2 separate regions of the Homo sapiens genome follow, and region 2 is linked to region 1. The links are chromatin loops, found by intact Hi-C in ENCODE. Cell type or tissue: Caco-2. All regions are shown on one strand. Each heading gives the region's core, and the rest is flanking DNA. Links, peaks and the distances in the headings are about the cores only. Region 1 holds the start of SLC15A1 (solute carrier family 15 member 1). Region 2 overlaps DOCK9 (dedicator of cytokinesis 9).

Evidence for each region. Hi-C counts contacts between places; a loop is a spot of excess contacts. Peaks named below come from ENCODE experiments on the same cell type or tissue, not always from the same donor. Only the 100,000 strongest peaks of a DNase experiment are listed, where the experiment ranks them.
Region 2: it touches region 1 in a loop (6-fold over the local background); 3 of 110 quality-filtered maps call a loop at or near these places.

The regions. Positions count from the first base shown.
Region 1 is chr13:98,747,365-98,757,509 of GRCh38, reverse strand. It overlaps SLC15A1 (solute carrier family 15 member 1), which reads left to right and starts at 4,838. Exons shown (of 23, transcript NM_005073.4): 1 at 4,838-4,915. The coding sequence starts at 4,912. LOC105370330 (a long non-coding RNA gene) reads left to right here. Exons shown (of 3, transcript XR_931672.2): 2 at 1,478-1,788; 3 at 1,927-2,388. In Caco-2, for the core only: a CTCF peak has its summit at 5,743; DNase peaks (open chromatin) are centred at 4,829, 5,228 and 5,989; H3K4me3 peaks cover 1,647 bases.
Region 2 is chr13:98,818,365-98,826,364 of GRCh38, reverse strand. DOCK9 (dedicator of cytokinesis 9) reads left to right here. Exons shown (of 53, transcript NM_001366683.2): 45 at 1,861-1,967. Among named protein-coding and RNA genes, the nearest start is that of DOCK9-AS1, 9.7 kb to the left of the region's middle. RefSeq lists an enhancer at 5,019-5,519. In Caco-2, for the core only: no CTCF peak of the experiment used is centred there; a DNase peak (open chromatin) is centred at 4,244.

The sequences.
Region 1 (10,145 bases), core at 1,149-9,148:
CTGGAACCCGGGCCTCTTTTGGAAAAAGGGTCTTTGCATATGGAAGCAAGTGAAGGATATGGAGATGAACTCATCCTGGACTAGGGTGGGCCCCAGCTCCAATGACAAGTTCCCTTACAAGGGAGGAGAAGGAGACAGGACACAGGGCAGAAGCCATGTAGAGACAGGGGCTGAGATGGAAGTGATGCTGCCACGAACCCCAGGTCACATGGAGCCACCAGAAGCTGGAAGAGACAAGAAAGGGTCCCCCCCAGAGCCTCTGGAGGGAGCATGCTGCTGATACCTTGATTTTGGATTTCTGACCTCCAGAACTGTGAAAGAACACACTTGTGTTTTCATAAGCCTCCAAGTCTGTGGCAGTTTGTTACGGCAGCCACAGGAAACGAATAGAATACATAGACTGTGTTGCCCATATGGAGGGTATAAAAACCGAGTCTACTGCTGACGAAAAGAGTCAAACTCCGTAAAATATTTGAAGAGATTTATTATGAGCCAAATGTGAGTGACCAAGGCCCCTGACACAGCCCTTGGGAGATCCTGAGAACATGTGTCCCAGGTAATCCCGGTGTAGCTTGGTGTTACACATTTTAGAGACATGAGACATCAATCAAATACATTTAAGAGGTACATTGGTTCAGTCCAGAAAGGCAGGACAAACTTGAAGCAGTAGGGGATGGGGGGAGGTGTGCTTTTGGATTATAGGTAGATTTAAAATTTTCTGGTTGACAATTGGCTGAATTTATCTAAAGAGCTGAGATCAATGGACAGAAAATGTCCGGGTTGCAATAAGAGGTGATGGAGACCAAAGTTTTATCATGCAGGTGAAGCCTCCAGGTAGCAGGCTTCAGAGAGAATATATTGTAAATGTTTTTTATTAGACTTAAGGTCTGCGTTGATGTTAGTGCCATGCCCAAGAGGTACAAGGAGGCACGTCCAATCCCCACTTCCCATCATGGCCTGGAGCAGTCTCTCAGGTTAAATTTTAAGAGTGCCCGGGCAGAGGAGGAAGTCCATTCAGATGGTCGGGGGGCCTTAGAAATTTACTTTTGGTTTACACTATTACCCCCTACACAGCCTGCCAGGGAGCAGCACAGCAAGACACAGGTCTCCAGGGATTGGCTGAGCTATTCAGGATCTGCAGAGCCTGTCTCCTTGACCCCCTTGGTTTTTGTTCTTCATTTAGGCTTCTCCATCTTGAGTACCTTGCCTCTTCTGGCCGTGCTGTAACGGATAAGAATGTGAGCTCTGTGGGCGCAGGCCTGTCTCTGCGCTGGCCACCCACTCTGCCCAATGCCGTCACTAGCATGGTAGTTGGCACTGGGAGGTGATAAATAAATAATGCCTGAATGAAGGATTAAATAAGCCTGTGGAAGAAACAGCATTTGTCTCGCAACTACTGAGAAGTTGCTGCACCCACTGCAGACGTTCTGATTCAGTAGCTCTGGGGCGGGGCCTGAGAATCTGCATTTCTCTCAAGTTCCTAGGTGATGCTGATGCTGCTGGTCCAGGGATCACAGTTTAAGAACCGCTGGCCTAGACCAAGAGTGTGTTTACAGAAGTCCGGATTCCAGGGTTCATGAGCTCAGCCACAGAAATACCACCCTGCAGAGAAAACTTTGACCTAAACAAACCATCACAAGCTCCACCTTTCTACGCCCGGGATATCTCGCAGGGTAGCAACTGTGAGTGTGCTTCCAAACCTTCCAGAGAAAGTTTTCCTTTCCTTCAGCCGAGGCTGCATTTTTCTACCTAATGAGGTCCTGTGACTTGCAGCCCCCATTTCTGGAGGTAACATTGACCGCTACCTTGTGTGTATCAATGCTGCAACTAATTGAAGAGTTTCTTACTCTTCAGCGGCAGTGAAGAAAGCCGGGGAAGGGCAGGCTCAGTCACCTCCATGGAATAGCAGTCTCTGTTTCTCCCTAGGCACCACAGTCTTCCAGAAAGGCTGGCTGGGAGAATGCTAAGACTCAAGAGATAATAGAGTCAGGTGAGTGGATAAACCAAGTGTGTTGTAGACACACAACAGAATATTCCTCAACTTCAGAAGGAAGGAAGGCTGATGTACTTCATACCATGGATGAGCCTGGAGGGCATTACCCAAAGTGAAAGAAGCCAGACACAAAAGGACAAACACTGGAGATTTCTTCCCTGGACGACAGAGTTGTCAGATTTATGGAGACAAAAAGAAGAACGGTGGGTGTCAGGGCCTGGGGGCAAGGGTGGATGGGGAGTATTGCTTAATGGGTCCAGTGTTTCCATTTGGGAAGATGAAGAAGTTCTGGAGCTGGATGGTGGGAATGGTGGGACAACAATGAGAATGTACTTCATGCCACTGAACTGTGCACTTCAGATAGTTTTACATTGTATTTCAGCATGATTAAAACAAAAAGGCTGTGGAAACTCACCTTCATTCCCCTTTTTAATGTTCCTTTCTGTGTTTGCAAAACCTCCTGAGATCAGGCAAGAAAACAGAACAATAATCTGGAGACAATCACTGTGTTATTATTTTTGTTTTGTGATTCTTTTTTGTAAATTATACTTTAAGTTCTAGGGTACATGTGCAGAACGAGCAGGTTTGCTACATAGGTATACACATGCCATGTTGGCCTGCTGCACCCATCAACTCATCATTTATATTAGGTATTTCTCCCAATGCTATCCCTCCCCCAGCCCCCCACCCCCTGACAGGCCCTGGTGTGTTATGTTGCTCGCCCTGTGTCCATGTGTTCTTATTGTTCAACTCCTACCCATGAGTGAGAACATGCAGTATTTGGTTTTCTGTCCCTGTGATAGTTTGCTGAGAATGATGGTTTCTAGCTTCATCCATGTCCCTGCAAAGCACGTGAACTCATCCTTTTTTATGGCTGCATAGTATTCCATGGTGTATATGTGCCACAATTTCTTAATCCGATCTATCACTGATGGACATTTGAGCTGGTTTCCAAGACATTGCTATTGTGAATAGTGCCTCAGTAAACATATGTGTGCACGTGTCTTTATAGTAGCATGATTTATAATCCTTTGGGTGTATACCCAGTAATGGGATCGCTGAGTCAAATGGTATTTCTAGTTCTAGATCCTTGAGGAATTGCCACACTGTCTTCCACAATGGTTGAACTAATTTCCACTCCCACCAACAGTGTAAAAGTGTTCCTATTCCTCCATATCCTCTCCAGCATTTGTTGTTTCCTGACTTTTTAATGATCGCCATTCTAACTGGCATGAGATGGTATCTGATTGTGGTTTTGATTTGCATTTCTCTGATGACCAGTGATGATGAGCATTTTTTCGTGTGTCTGTTGGCTGCATAAATGTCTTCTTTTGAGAAGGGTCTGTTCATATCCTTTGCCCACTTTTTGATGGGGTTGTTTGATTTTTTTCTTGTAAATTTGTTTAAGTTCTTTGTAGATTCTAGATATTAGTCCTTTGTCAGATGGGTAGATTGCAAACATTTTCTCCCATTCTGTAGGTTGCCTGTTCACTCTGATGGTAGTTTCTTTTGCTGTGCAGAAGCTTTTTAGTTTAATTAGGTCCCATTTGTCTATTTTGGCTTTTGTTGCCATTGCTCTTGGTGTTTTAGACATGAAGTCCTTGCCCATGCCTATGTCCTGAATGGTATTGCCTAGGTTTTCTTCTAGGGTTTTTATGATTTTAGGTCTTACATTTAAGTCTTTAATCCATCTTGAATTAATTTTTGTATAAGGTGTAAGGAAGGGATTCAGTTTCAGCTTTCTACATATGGCTAGCCAGTTTTCCCAGCACCATTTATTAAATAGGGAATCCATTTCCCATGGCTTGTTTTTGTCAGGTTTGTCAAAGATCAGATAGTTGTAGATGTGTGGTGTTATTTCTGAGGCCTCTGTTCTGTTCCATTGGTCTATATATCTGTTTTGGTACCAGTGCCATGCTGTTTTGCTTACTGTAGCCTTGTAGTATAGTTTGAAGTCAGGTAGCATGATGCCTCCAGCTTTGTTCTTTTTGCTTAGGATTGTCTTGGCTATGGGGGCTCTTTTTTGGTTCCGTATGAACTTTAAAGTAGTTTTTTCCAATTCTGCGAAGAAAGGCATTGGTAGCTTGATGGGCATAGCATTGAATCTATAAATTACCTTGAGCAGTATGACTATTTTCACGATATTGATTCCTCCTATCCATGAGCATAGAATATTCTTCCATTTGGTTGTGTCCTCTTAAAGAAAGGATGATTCTTAAAGAAAGGAAATGTAGAATCCCCCAGAAATGCTTTCAAAGGTTGAATCTCAAAATAAAGCCACACACACACTCTCACACACACTCTCACACACACATCACACATACATTCTCACATGCAAACTATATACATATTCTCACACATGCTCACACTCAATCCTCATTCACACACACACACTCACACACAATCCTCACTCACACCCACACACACATTCTCTCTCACACACACACACACACACACAGCTGACCACTGTCCCACCGTGTTTTGCCTCCCCACCCAGAAGCGTGCGTTCCTCCCACAGTGGTTTCCAAAGTGTCGTTCTGGATCCAGCAGCATCAACCTCCCCTTAGACTTCTTAGAAATGCACATTCTGGGGCCCCAGCCCCGACCTCCTGAGTCAGCTGGCCGGGGGGTGGGGCCTGGGAATCCGCGTTTAGACTGGCTCTCCCCCGGCCTGCCACGCGCTCCCGTCGGGGCCCACCCGCACCTGGGCCGGGGCTGGTGTCCACGCGCGACGGCTCGGGAGCACGGACCTCTGCTCCCCGCAGCACCGCCCCCCGGGTGGAGCCGGCGGCCCCGCCTCGCAGAGCTGGGGCTGTACCTGGGGCAACGGGGCCGGGCCTGGACGTCAGGTCGGAGGAGTAGCACCTGCCAGGAGCACGTCCCGCCGGCAGGTCGCAGGAGCCCTGGGAGCCGCCGCCATGGGTACGCTCGGCGGGTGGGGGGCCGGCCGGGCTAAAGACTCGGAGCTACGCGGGGCGGGGGCCGGCACCGAGGGCCGGGAGGCGCGAAGGGTACGCGGCGGCGGGAAGCGGGGCGACCCGAAGGCCCACGGGGGCCGGGAGGTTGCGGGGCGCCCGGGATCCCCTCCCGGGTGGTCACCGTGCGGCCGGGGCGCGGAAGCCAGAGGTGCCCAGAGGCGCCGACTCCGCCGAGGTTGCGATCCTGGCCCGCCCGCCCGTGGGGCACTGTAATCCTCGTATTCCCACCCTGCGGGCCGGGAGTGCGCTTGGAGCGGGACGGGACCCAGCGGGTGACGGCAGGGGCGGCAGAAACACCGTCTAACTGGCGGAAGCCTTGTGGCTGCCTTTGCACTTGTCTTGCCTCTGGCTGGCGAGGTGACCCTGGAGTTCCGCAGGGAACCCTGGCCCAAGAGGAGATGGGGCCTCTCTTTGTGGCCCCCTCTTAACCCTCTGCACTGTCCCCTGGCTTAATTTGAGGCACCTTCTGTGCCTTACAGAAGGTGAGGAGCTGGCTCTTGATGGGGCTGGAGCGTCAGCAAAACAGCTAGGAGGCAACTTGACTCCTGCCCCGCTTCCGAATTAATCACCCTGGAACTAAGGCAGACCCAGAGAGAATGAACGGAAGCAGAGCCAGAGCTGCTGGGAGCAGCCCAGCCCGCTGCTTTCTTAAAGATGAGGAAGCCCAGTCAGCTTCCCAAAGTTGTGCCATGGATGCCCCCGGCCAGCATTTTGCAGAAGATGTGGCCACGTTGTTGAGGGGGATCTGAGCCTGTAGACAGGAATGTCGGTCGGTGGCTGCCTCAGTGGTCCTGGTGGAGTGATGTGTGTCAGTGCCCAGCCCCAGGGTGCAGCCGTCCTCTGGCTCTCAGAATGCCTGCCGGACACAGCATGTGGTGGTTCCTAAGGAGAAGCAGTGAGTGGTTCACACTTTGGACTTCTAATTGTAGCCAGTTGTGCCTGTTCCAGAAAGACCTGCAACTTCCCTCTCTGGCGGAGACTGTGGCCGAGCTCAGCTCTGCAGGCAGATTCCTGGGCTGCAGTTCTGGGTCCCGCCCTCAAACAAGTCCCACCTGTCACTCTATGCAACTTTGCTGGGAGGTGCTCTGAACTATTTCTGTTGATCATCAAATACCAAATACCTGAGCAGCATCCTTGTTGAGTTGGAATTTATGACCCGTGTTTAGCATTTCCAGCAGATCCAATCCCGAGAGCTGTTAGAGGCAGCTGCCTGGTTATTGGTGAAGGAATACAGAGTTAGATTTGAAGCCTCCTTTCCAAATGAATTGATGCGTTCTAGTCTGCAACTGGTCCTCTCTGTTTGCAACTGAGATTGACATAGCATGTGAATAGCAACAAAAAAGTTGATATGCAAAAACCGATTTGATTTTTACTGAAGTCCTAACTTTTCAATATCAAGGGTTAGTTAGTAAATGAAAAAAAAATTGTTTAATGGTTGTTATGGGGAAAAAAAGTAGTAGTAACTTCTCTTAAGAACAGATCTTGGCCGGGCGCAGTGGCTCACGCTTGTAATCCCAGCACTTTGGGAGGCCAGGGCAGGTGGATCACCTGAGGTCAGGAGTTCGAGACCAACCTGGCCAACATGGTAAGACCCCCGTCTCTACTAAAAATATATAAAAACTAGCTGGGCATAGTGGCGGGTGCCTGTAATCCCAGCTACTCGGAAGGCTGAGGCAGGAGAATTGCTTGAACCCAGGAGACGAAGGTTGCAGTGAGCCAACGTGGTGCCACCGCACTCCAGCCTCCGCGACAGAGTAAGACTCCGTCTCAAAAAAAAAAAAAAAGAACAGATCTTTGGTACTTAGGTCATGCCAGAATTGCTTCAGATCCCTCAGTGACTGAGGGGACACTTGAAGCAGTTGGCGAACGAGGCAGGGGACAAAAAGGACGTGGTCCTTAGAGAAGCCTGTACCTCCTGCCTCTGACTTTGTCCCACTGTAATTGGAGCAAATTTTCACGGCAGGTGCTTTTTCATTCCTTGAGAATCCAGGAGCAGAAGTTCTGAATGAATAGGAAAGTGAGGGATTGGATGAGACTCAGAATCATACCATTAAGGCATTTATTAGACTTAGTAACAGAGGCAAGGAGAATCCACAACAGTTAACAGAATAAATAGAAGTTGCTTTGGGGCTGGGCGCGGTGGCTCACACCTGTAATCCCAGAACTTTGGGAGGCCGAGGCGGGCGGATCATAAGTTCAAGAGATCAAGATCATCCTGGCCAACATGGTGAAACCCCGTCTCTACTAAAAATACAAAAATTAGCTGGGCATGGTGGCATGTGCCTGTTGTCCCAGCTACTAGGGAGGCTGAGGCAGGAGAATCACTTGAACCCGGGAGGCAGAGGTTGCAGTGAGCCAAGATCGTGCCATTGCACTCCAGCCTGGACGACAAGAGTGAAACTCCGTCTCAAAAAAAAAAAAATGTTGCTTTGGGTGTGGCAATGCACAGCCAAACCTGGCTGAGTGTCTTGTTGGGCTCATGAACGGCACCTCCTTTGTTTTAAAGCAGTGGTCGACAGTCTCTTCTGGAAAGCCCCAGGTAGGAAATGCTTCGGGTCCTGGGGGCCAGGTGGTCTCTGTGGCAACTTCTCAACTCTGCAGTTCTAGAGCAGCCGTACACAATCAACAAATGAGCAGAGCAGTTTCTATAAAACTTCATTATGTACTGAGACATTTGAATTTTATGTAATTTTCATGTGCCACAAAATCTTAAAAAACTTTTTACAATCACTTAAAAATGTAAGCTTACATTCTTCTTAGCTTGTGAGCCACACAAAAACAGGCAGTGGGCCAGATGTAGCCCATGAGCCATAGTTTGGGGATCCTAGCCAAGGTATCTGTGTGGTTCTCAGAGCCTGGGGTGGAGAGATGTTCTTTTCCCAAGGGCTGTCAGGTTGAATTCAGTCTCTGAATAGCAGAAAACTTCTTATATGCTGGGAAGAAGCGTCAGTAAGAAAAAGCAGCCTCCGAAGCCTTCGTAGGATCATAGGGCTGGGGGTGCTTTTGCTGAAGGTTTTGACTATTTGATCTCTTTCCTCCCACCCCACCTCACTCCCTTATCCAAAGCTTAGCAAGACTATGCTAAATGGACTCTGAAAATTAGGTACAAGGCTTCAGGTTCAATGCAGCAAGCACCTGCCTCTATCTGCCAAGACCTCCAGGTTGATTGGAGATACTCACTCACTTAAAGTAGGATACTTTATTCTCTTCCTGCCCCACCAGATCTCAGCCTCCTGGCTGGCCTTGTTTGTGATTCTGATAGGTTTTTCCAAGTCAGCTGCCTGAGCTTAAAATGATGGATGGGCTGTGAAGGTCCCTCACACCTGGTGCGTCCCTCCACATTCTCTCCTCCTCCTGTCAACTCTTGAGTCAACCGAAGAACAATATTGAAGTACCAGGGCAGCTGGTGTCCCTGCTGCAAGCTATAGAGGTGGTCCCACACTGAAGGAAGCCTTTGGCATATGACCTTCGGGGGAACTCACCTCCTCCTAGCCAGCAGCAAGAAAAGAGAACTTCTAACATTGGGTTCTTTTGGGCTAATATTGCTCTAAGTCAGCGTTTTTCAAACTTGAACATGCATCAGGCTTATCTGAGTGAGGGCTTGTTCCAGCAGTGGGGCTCGCTGGGCCTCTTGCCTAGAGTCTCAGGTGCAGGGTAGAGCTCATGCACTGACATTTGACCACGTTCCCACGTGGTGTGATGCTGCTGCTCCCAGGCCCACGCTTTGAGAACCACGACTCTAAAGATCCCCTGGGTTCTTTTTTTTGACCCCTGCCCATGTGAACATGTTGCCACTGTGCCCTAAAATTAGGCTGTGGGAAGGTCTAGTACAGTCTGGGCCCTGGCTTGTCCATGTGGGTACATGTCCGTGATGATGAAGCATTGGGTAAATTAGCAGGTAGAACTTGAGAATTAGTCTGCCGGTGCCGTCTTAACGTAGGGATAGCTGGGCACTGCGGCTTACGCCTGTAATCTCAGCGTTTGGAGAGGCTGAGACAGGCGGATCATTTGAGCTCAGGAGTTTGAAATCAGTCTGCGCAACATGGCAAAACCCCGTCTCCACAAAAAAAATACAAAAATATTAGCTGGGCATGGCGGTGCGCACCTCTAGTCCCAGCTACTCGGGAGGCTGAGGCCAGAGGATCACTTGAGCCCAGGAGGTGGAGGTTGCAGTGAGCTAAGATTGCTCCACTGTGCTCCAGCCTGGGCAACAGAGAAACTGTGTCTGAAGCAACAACAAGACAAAAACAAAGAAGTAAAGAGAGTAGAAATGAATAGGAGTGAGAAATGAATGTGGTTCAGCTGGGCTGGCCAGGATGCACCTGAATTGCATATCTATGCAGGTATTTACTTAACCATGTGAGGATAAAAATAATCCTGCCTGAAGAAATTATATCCTCAGGGGGCAGGAACATAAGCCCGTAAACAACACTCTTCCACTCCGAGTTAGAGTTGAGGAAAATGAGGTACTATGAGACCAGTGAAAGCAGCAACTAGGAGTGTTTGTCTGAGCAGGAGGGTTTGCCTACTTTAGGTTTGCCCAGTTTGGATGGAATGCTAAATGTTTGCATGGTCTTTCACGTCTCTTACAAAATGTCCTGAGTAAGATTATTCCATTTTCGATTCCCTTGGGTTTTTTTGTTTGTTCATTTGTTTTTTGAGATGCAGTCTGCTCTGTCAACCAGGCTGGAGTGCAGTGGCACAATCTCGGCTCACAGCAACTTCTGCCTCCTGAGTTCAAGCAATTCTCCTGTCTCAGCCTCCAGAGTAGCTGGGATCACAGGTGCGCACCATCACACCTGGCTAACTTTTGTATTTTTAGTAGAGACGGGGTTTCACCACGTTGGCCAGGATGGTCTCAAACTCCTTACCTCAGGTGACCCGCCTGCCTTGGCCTCCCAAAGTGCTGGGATTACAGGCCTGAGCCACTGTGCCAGGCTGGGTTTTTTTGATTAATAATTTTTTTCTACTGCCCTTTGAGTTACTGAACCATTCCATGAAGAACAAACAGGGCTTACTCAATGGGCTAGTTGAGCTACCAGGAATCCTCCCTAGAAAATGGGACTGCTACTCTATTCCCCATGGTGGAGCTGCTGATGACTGGGGGCCTGGTGTAGAACTTTGGAGCTAAGACTTCCCAGCCAGGTGTGTTCCCATGGTGGAGGCAGAAGCTC
Region 2 (8,000 bases), core at 1-8,000, 70 kb before region 1:
GTGACGCTTCATTTGTGCACTCTCCGTTTGTGCCCAGATGAGCAGGCCATGAATTCTTTCACAGTTTCCCTTTGGTTAAACAGCAGGTGCTCATTTCCACTTCAAAATCAGCACAGCCCCAAATGGTGACATTTATTTTTAGAATACTGAGGTTCTTAGAAAAGCTGGTAGTCTGCGTGAGTTACATGGGAGAAAACAGCAGCACCAGATCTGGGCTAATGAGGAATAGATGTACGAAGTGAGAAATAGTGTGAAACCAAAGATGCCGAGGCCACAGACTGTATATTTCTGGTGCAGCTGGCTATTTGGAATGAAACAGCAGAGCCCCAAAGAGAAAAATTTTGAAAGGGCTCCATGTTCATTTAATACCGGTACTATTTCCTGTTGAGACCTTTTATCAGGTGATGCATTTCCTCATGTTTAGAAGCAGTCCAGTGGGAGCCGCCCCTTCTCCCCCACAGCCATAGCGCCTGCCTGAGGAGGAGCCGGGGAGGTGAGCCTGAGGATCAGCCCAGCCCCCGGGGACCCCCTGCCCTGGTCACGTGCCCTCCCGTGGTGGGGGATTTGCCCTTTTAACTTTGCATGGACAGACTTCACTCTCCTTCCCTCCTACTCTGTGGCTCTCTGGTTGGCTGGTCTATTCCTGTGGGCACAAGAGGAAAGCACCTTGGCCACCATTTTTGTTATTCCATTGGCTCCGAGTTATGTGGTGAAATGTACTATATAGCCTAGAGCATGGGTGGTTGGTTTTTTTAATTTTACAGTTTGTATGTTAATGTATCCTCAAGTTCCTAGATTAATGCTTTTCATGGGAGACTCTTGTTTCCATATAACAAAATAAAAACTAAACTGGGATAGTGGCAGATGCTGGATAATCCATGAATAGTGTAGAAACCTGGGATCATGTGCAGCAGAAAAATCTCTGACTTCAGGATCTCCGTTTTCAAGGCTTGATTTCAGAATACCCTGTGTTCCTCTTTCTCCCTAAATGTAGAAGTCTCAATTCAAGTTTTTACTTCTGTTTTATTTTATTGTGAACAGTTATCTCAAAATAGAGTAGTGGAACATCTCATGCCCTTCTTCACTTGATCATTTTGCATAGCTGACGTGGTCCAACTGACTTAAAGCTGTTTTCCAGTGACTCTAAGACGAGGAAAGGTCCCAAATGGGCTGTCATTGCTTAAGAAACACATCCTTATCCCAGACATTGATCCTGCCTCTAAGCTAACACCATTTCCTCTTGGAGAATCAGAGTGCCCAGGCATCCATGCCCTCTGTTGATGCAGCCAGCCACCCACCCCGGGGCCTCTGGGGTGGGAACCAGCTAAGGCAGCCTGTCTGCTCACCATTATGGCTACGAAGCTACACCTGGGTTGTGTGGGGAAGCTCTCATCTGAGAGATGTGTTCTTCCCTGGCCAGAGTGGGTGAGGTGACAGCTTGAAGGAAACAGTTCTTTTTGAATCATACATTTCTCTTATATTGGCTTTGCCTTTGTTTTTCTTAGTATCTCAGCACGAGTCATCCTACCAAGACAAATTTTCACTTATTGTTATTTTACTATTACTTTGATTTAATACCTATTTCTCAGTTTATAGTTTAATATTTAGAGATTGCATACATTTTAATAAAGGTAGATAAAAAGGGATAAGGAAAAGAAAGTGAAAGAGGTTAGGGTTCACTATAGGGAAGAAAAGCACACAGTAGCCCCAGGTACCCCCGTGAATGCTGGCCTGGTGCCTAAGAGATTTCAAAATCCGTTATTTCATTCAACACAGAAACACACAGGGCAGGAAAAACCCTCAGGGTTCACCCACGTTCAGGTTCCTAACTCTGACTGTCCCTCCTTCCTCTCTTCCTAGGCGTGTTTAGACAAGGATGCACCGCCTTCAGGGTCATTACCCCAAACATCGACGAGGAGGCCTCCATGATGGAAGACGTGGGGATGCAGGATGTCCATTTCAACGAGGTGCGTGCTTGAACTCATGTGGGCTTTCAGGTACTGGGGTATCTGGGAGCCTGCTGTTTGCATTGCTAGTGCATCAGACCAGGGCTTTTTCCTCCCTGTAGCTGCTACTTATACACATAGCTCTAACTGAGATGATTCTCCAGACAACTGATGCAGAGCAGCAAAAGCTTCTGCCGTTCTCCCCTTCTAGGAGTGTCTCCTTTCTTTGGAAAGAGATCATGAGGGGCTAGATTGTAATGAAGTGAGGCTCAGTGCTTGAGCACATCCGGTAAAAGTTCCAATATATTGGTCATAAAGTTTCTCATTCTTTATAGCAGTTAATTTCTCTGGCTCATGAGTTTTCTTAGTTTTAATCTGACTTTTAAATTAATGTCTCCAGCACCAGTCATATCCCCAGGGCAAACTCAAAGGCATGAGAGGCCAGACTCGGGTCCTGGTCATAGCAACCCCTGTCTAGGGCCTTGGTCCCTGCCTCCGCTTGTGTGCTGTGGCGCAGGTCCTATGGGCCCTTAGGAAACAGGACCACCCTGTCGCACCCCCTACAGAGACCAGCAAGTTTGACATTAGATCACCGTAGCAATGTCTGCAAATTCCAGTTTCTTGCTAAAACAGGTTAGCCTTGCAGCCACTTATCTGTAACTGGCGAGTTTTGACATAAAACTAGATATTTGAATAAATGCCAGTTTTCTGCTGGCATTCACTCATTCACTCTGTTTCCTTTTCCATGCCTATCTGCCTGAAGGGTTCTTTGTGTGTACCTGCCTCCCTTCAGCCCAGGGCAGAATGAAACAGCTGAGGGAAAGCTTTTTAATCCTGCCCATGTTTTAAGGAAATTGAAGTTGTCCAATTTCTCCCATGGAGTGAAAGAGCAAGCCAAGAAAGGAGTCAGTCTCTTCCGCCTCTGCTGCACCTGCTTCATCCTGATTTCCAGGGCCACAGCGGTGTGGCATACGGTTGATACTGGGGCTTTTAACCATTCTCATGCCAGGGAGGCAGGCCCTTGAACACACATCCTCATGACATGAGCTAGGCCATAAGTCAGTGGTTCTCTAAACATGGTCCTGGAACCTTTCAGTGAGTCTTTGAGGCGGTACTCTTGCTACTGAATGTCTATGAGGCTGGGTTTTCTTTGTACGCAATGACCCAAACAGCCTGTCAAACAGGCTGTGTGCAGAATGGATGCACATTTGGGCTTATCTTGCAAAATCAGACAGTAAAGAGAGTTGTAAAAATGGAAAATACTACTACTCTTCACTCTTTTTTTTTTTGGAAAAAATATCCTTTTTTATTTACAAATGCTATTTTTAAAATATGTAATAGGCTTATTGTTTTCATTAAATTAATAAGTAAATCTTAATTTTGTTTCAGTTTTCATATCTAGTATTGTAAATATTGAGAGAGAACAGTCACATAAACTTTGAGGTCCTCAATAATTCTTAAAATCTACGAAGGGGTCTTGAGCTCAAAAAGTTTAAGAACCACTGTTGTAAATTGTCTAGTCTCAAATGGTCCTCAAAATTAAAAACTAAGCATGAATTAAAAGGATAACATATTGAGTGTACTTCATGTTTAAATATTAAGATAATTTAAACCCCAATAAAGTTTTCTAGGTATCCTACAAAAAAAGAAATAGATTGGTTATTACGTGGTTTTAACAGTTCTGCTGTTTCTCCACCTTGAAAGGCCTGGGTGGATGGTCTTTTTTGTTTGTTTGTTTGTTTGTTTGTTTTACTTTTTACTCTCAAATATGAAACCTGCCACTGAAGGATCAAGGCCCACATACTCTTGGCTTTGAACTCCTCACTTCAGGCGAATTTCAACTGAGTTTTTCTCTGAGAAGAGGCATGACTGCATTGTCTCCTTGCAGAAACCACCCTGGCACCTCTGCCGAGTCAGACCTCTGGAGTGTACCATTTTGTTTGGAATTAGATAAGGAAAGCAACGATGCCAGGAACAATTAAAGATTGGAAAGTAGACTATTTTTAGTGACCTATCCTGCAGAGCTGATAAAATGAAGCTTGCATTTGCTCATCTGATTGAGTAACAGGCTGAGATAGTTATTATGTTAGAGCCTAATGAATTAGCCTGTGAAATCAAGTGCAGACAGCCTTGGGGAAATTGTGAATGGAGTCCCCTCTAAGTAATAACTAAGCCTGTGACAAGGACCCCTTTATCAGCTATTTTCAGAAGACGGATTCGTCACCTTGTCCTTGAAGCATAAACTTAGTAAATCTTTAACAAGGTCCATAGTACATGACAATCTGTGGTGATTAGGATGTGACACAGCAGGGTTATAAAGTCCTGAGCAAGCCTTGCACATCCAGATTGAAACTAACGGGAAGCAGAAAGACTAACATGTTCTAAAAGACAGGAAAGCAGAAATTACCAGGCACGTTTTTGCATTGGCTGCCAGGATGTTGCAAGAAAAAGAGAGATGAAAATCTCTGCCAGAGAGGAAGGACTTTGGGGAAAATCTGGTGGGAGATAAGTGTATAACACAGTTGAATAAAAATCATTGCCCTTTTCATCTACATTATTAGATATAATTAAATGCCTGAGATGTTCTCTAAAGTGACTTTAAGGGACGCTACCTAAAAATACTCAATTCTCTTAGCAGCAGGTCTCAGATGAGTTTTTATTGGCACCAATTCCACCTTCCTTGATTCTGAGCCGAAGAGCAGACTCCTTTCCAGCTGCTTTTGATTAATAAAGAGAAACCTCCAATTCCTATTCACAATTTTGTTTTGCAAGACTGAGCCTGTGTAGATTGAAGAATTCAGAGTTTCCTGTGGTGTCAAAATTCCCCATGGCCCATGTAGTTCTGAGATCCCTCCCTTGTTAACGAATGCAGTACCAAGGTCCTGGAAGGATGCAGGTAGCATAGTTGGGAGATTGAAGAAAGTCTAAGAAAGGAACTGTTTTTAAAAGTTCAGAGAGGGTTTAGGGAAGCCAACAAGGGATGTTGCAGTGCCCCGAGGTTAGCAGCAGCTGGGCGTCACCCCTTAACCTTAGGGAGAAAGGGAGAAATTACATAGAAGGACCACCTGGCAGGACCTGTGAGCTTTTTAGTAAAGGACTCCTGAGGGCACCCACGCAGGGAGGAAAGGAGTAACTGCCCACCTCACTCTCCTCCTGCCCCCCAGCCTCCTACTGGGGCCTATCCTTGGCCAAACTCAACAGCAACCAGACAGGAAGTCACCATGCACGAGTCCTGCAGTGTCTGCTTCTCAGAGCAGAGCCCAGGAGAACAGGGCCCAGAGGAGCTCCAGAGGGAAAAGTAGAAAGTACAGGTGATCCTCATTATCCACCTATCTGCTGAAATTTCTTTGTAGCCTCCAAATCAATACTCCTTGGTACTTTTGTGGTCATTCAGGGATATGTACAGAGCATCAAAAGATTTTACCACTCAACTATGTTTCCAGCTGAGGCCGAACCAGGCAACACTCTGCTTCTTGTTGCAGCTCTCATCCCATTGTCAGAGGTGTTCAAACCAGACTGACTCCATCTTGAGTGAGGGCTAGGAAAATGAGGCTGGGACTTGCTGGGCTGCCTTCCCAGAAGGTCAGGCATTCTGAGCCTCTAGATGTTTATGGTTAAGGGATCAAATTAATAATGTTTACTAGACAGACCCAGACTTGAGAGTGTCTAGATATCTCAATATCTGGAGAAGAAAGGCGTTCCTGATTTTTCTTTAAAGCTAATAATATCGATTTTTGCAAAATACAGTAATTAAGAAAATTAATCCTTTATCACAGATCCTCATAGCAGAGCACATCTCCCCATATATACGAGTAATGTACCTGGGATGGATGTGTTCCTCCTCTTACTTTCAGGAACAGCCTCCTCTGTCTATGGAGTAGCTGTACTTTGACCACTTTTTACTTTCTTAATAAACTTGCTTTTACTTTGCACTGTGGACTTGCCCTGAATTCTTTCTTACACTAGGTCCAAGAACCCTCTCTTGGGATCTGGATTGGGACCCCTTTCCTGTAACACCATGAACAGGCCCCCTTTTGGTGGTCTACTTTATGCCATGTTTTTCACATTTGTGTGGATTTTGTTGGCGGTTTGCTGTTTAGAATGGCTTTCTGGGGTTCCTAAGTGCAAGAACACTGCCATGTGTAAGTTACATAAGCTTTGTTCAAGTGTGAGTTCTAGTGCTGTTGGCTATATATTTAATGTTAATGAATCAACAATATATATTTAGTTAGATGTCTTTAAACAAAACACATAAAACAAGTGTAGGTATTGATTGGTTAATGAAAATGTTGTAACCAGAGGCTCCCAGGAACTGAACCTTGCATTTTCCCTAGGAAGCGGACAAGTATTCACTAATTCACAGTGACTTTATAGAACATAACTACCTCAGATGACGAGAACTGACTGTATCTAGCACACAAAACTGTTGTTTTACAGAACAGCAGGTCTTGCCATTGCAGAATTGCTGCTGAATGTAATAAACATTATATGAACTTAACTAGGCCAGTCTCTGGCTTCTATTCGTCAAAATTGTTTCTATTCAGGAATAGTTGCCAGTAAGAAGCATTAAGTGTTTATATCCATAGACTATCCCAGGAGATAGAGACATCAACAGAACATATTCAGGGATTACTGTTTACGTCTCATCCAAGCGTGGTGGTTAAACCTTTAGAGCTAGCTCATGTCCACTTTACCCTTGACTGACAGTGGTCCTGGAGCCGTGAAAGTCACATGGCACATCCTCAGTGTTACAGCGATTCTCCACAACAGTAGTGGCAGTGAGTAGGGAACTTGGCCAGTGGAGTTTGGGTGGCTGTTCTGCCTTTGCCGGATGCCAGCACATACTGCCCTACTTCATTTTGCAAATGTGGACTGGGCTTCCTTGGCACTGAGCTGGGGGCCAGAGGTCTGAGAGTGAGTAAGCTGTGATCCCTGCCATAGCACACTACACTCCTACTGCTGCTTTCTGCCCTCTGAGGAGAAACACCTCAACCACAGTCCCTCCAGTCTGAACTGGAAGTTGTCTGAGTTCTTCATGACTTGGAAATTTCTAGATTGACATATGTTGATGAATTCCATAGACTGGCCATGTGCCGTGTGCTAGTTCAGGAATGTGTAAGTGGAAGTCCCTGCCTCAGAGATTTTCATCCAGTGCAAGAATCCTCAAGCTTTCAGGTTCTTAGGAATTAGTTGGATCCCTGCTACAAATATAGATTCCCATCCTTACCCCCCAAACCCAGATTTTGTTGGGTGGGTGTGGGGCCCGGGAATCTGTATTTTAAGCATCCAAGGTGATTATTCTGATGTAAGTGGTCCTCAACTGTACCTTGGGAAATGATGATATAGTAGAAATGTGCATTATGCTGTGATAGCACACTGTTGCCTAAGCCAGGTCACACATTTGCAGTTATTCCCAAATGGTAGGTAATACCGATGGCATCTAGCTTCATAGGTAAGGTTAGTTAAATTAATCCTAAAATAGAGCAAATGGTATCTCAATGAAAAAATGTTTAAATAACCCTGCACAGACATAGGCTCATGCAGGCATTTTCATGCACATGTGTGCGCACACACACACACACACACAATGTTAGTGTGCTGTTTCCAGAGACAGATGCTCAGTGCCTTCAATTGCATCACTGTGGCACACTAAAATGGGCCTGGATAATTACATTTTTAAAAGCTTCCTTGATGGCTTATGAACTTGCTGCACTGAGTTCCTTTTAAGTCTAGGCTAATATCATAAAATATTAGCCTAGACTTAAATATTATGACATATTTTATAATATTAAAAATATAAATATATTATGAAATATTTTCCCCCAACCAGCTTTTACTTAACAGTTCTTTGCATATGTCAACAATATAGGAAAAAATATCTTGGAATTTAAATTGTAAGCAAAGTGGTAAAACCATCAGGCACTCCATATGACTGCCCTATAAGGTTATCACTATCTGACCATTGTCTGGATTTGTTCTGGTTTTCAGGTGCAATGATTGCTGAGAATTTAAAGTAAATTAATAACTGGAATTTCTGCTGAAAATGTTATTCAT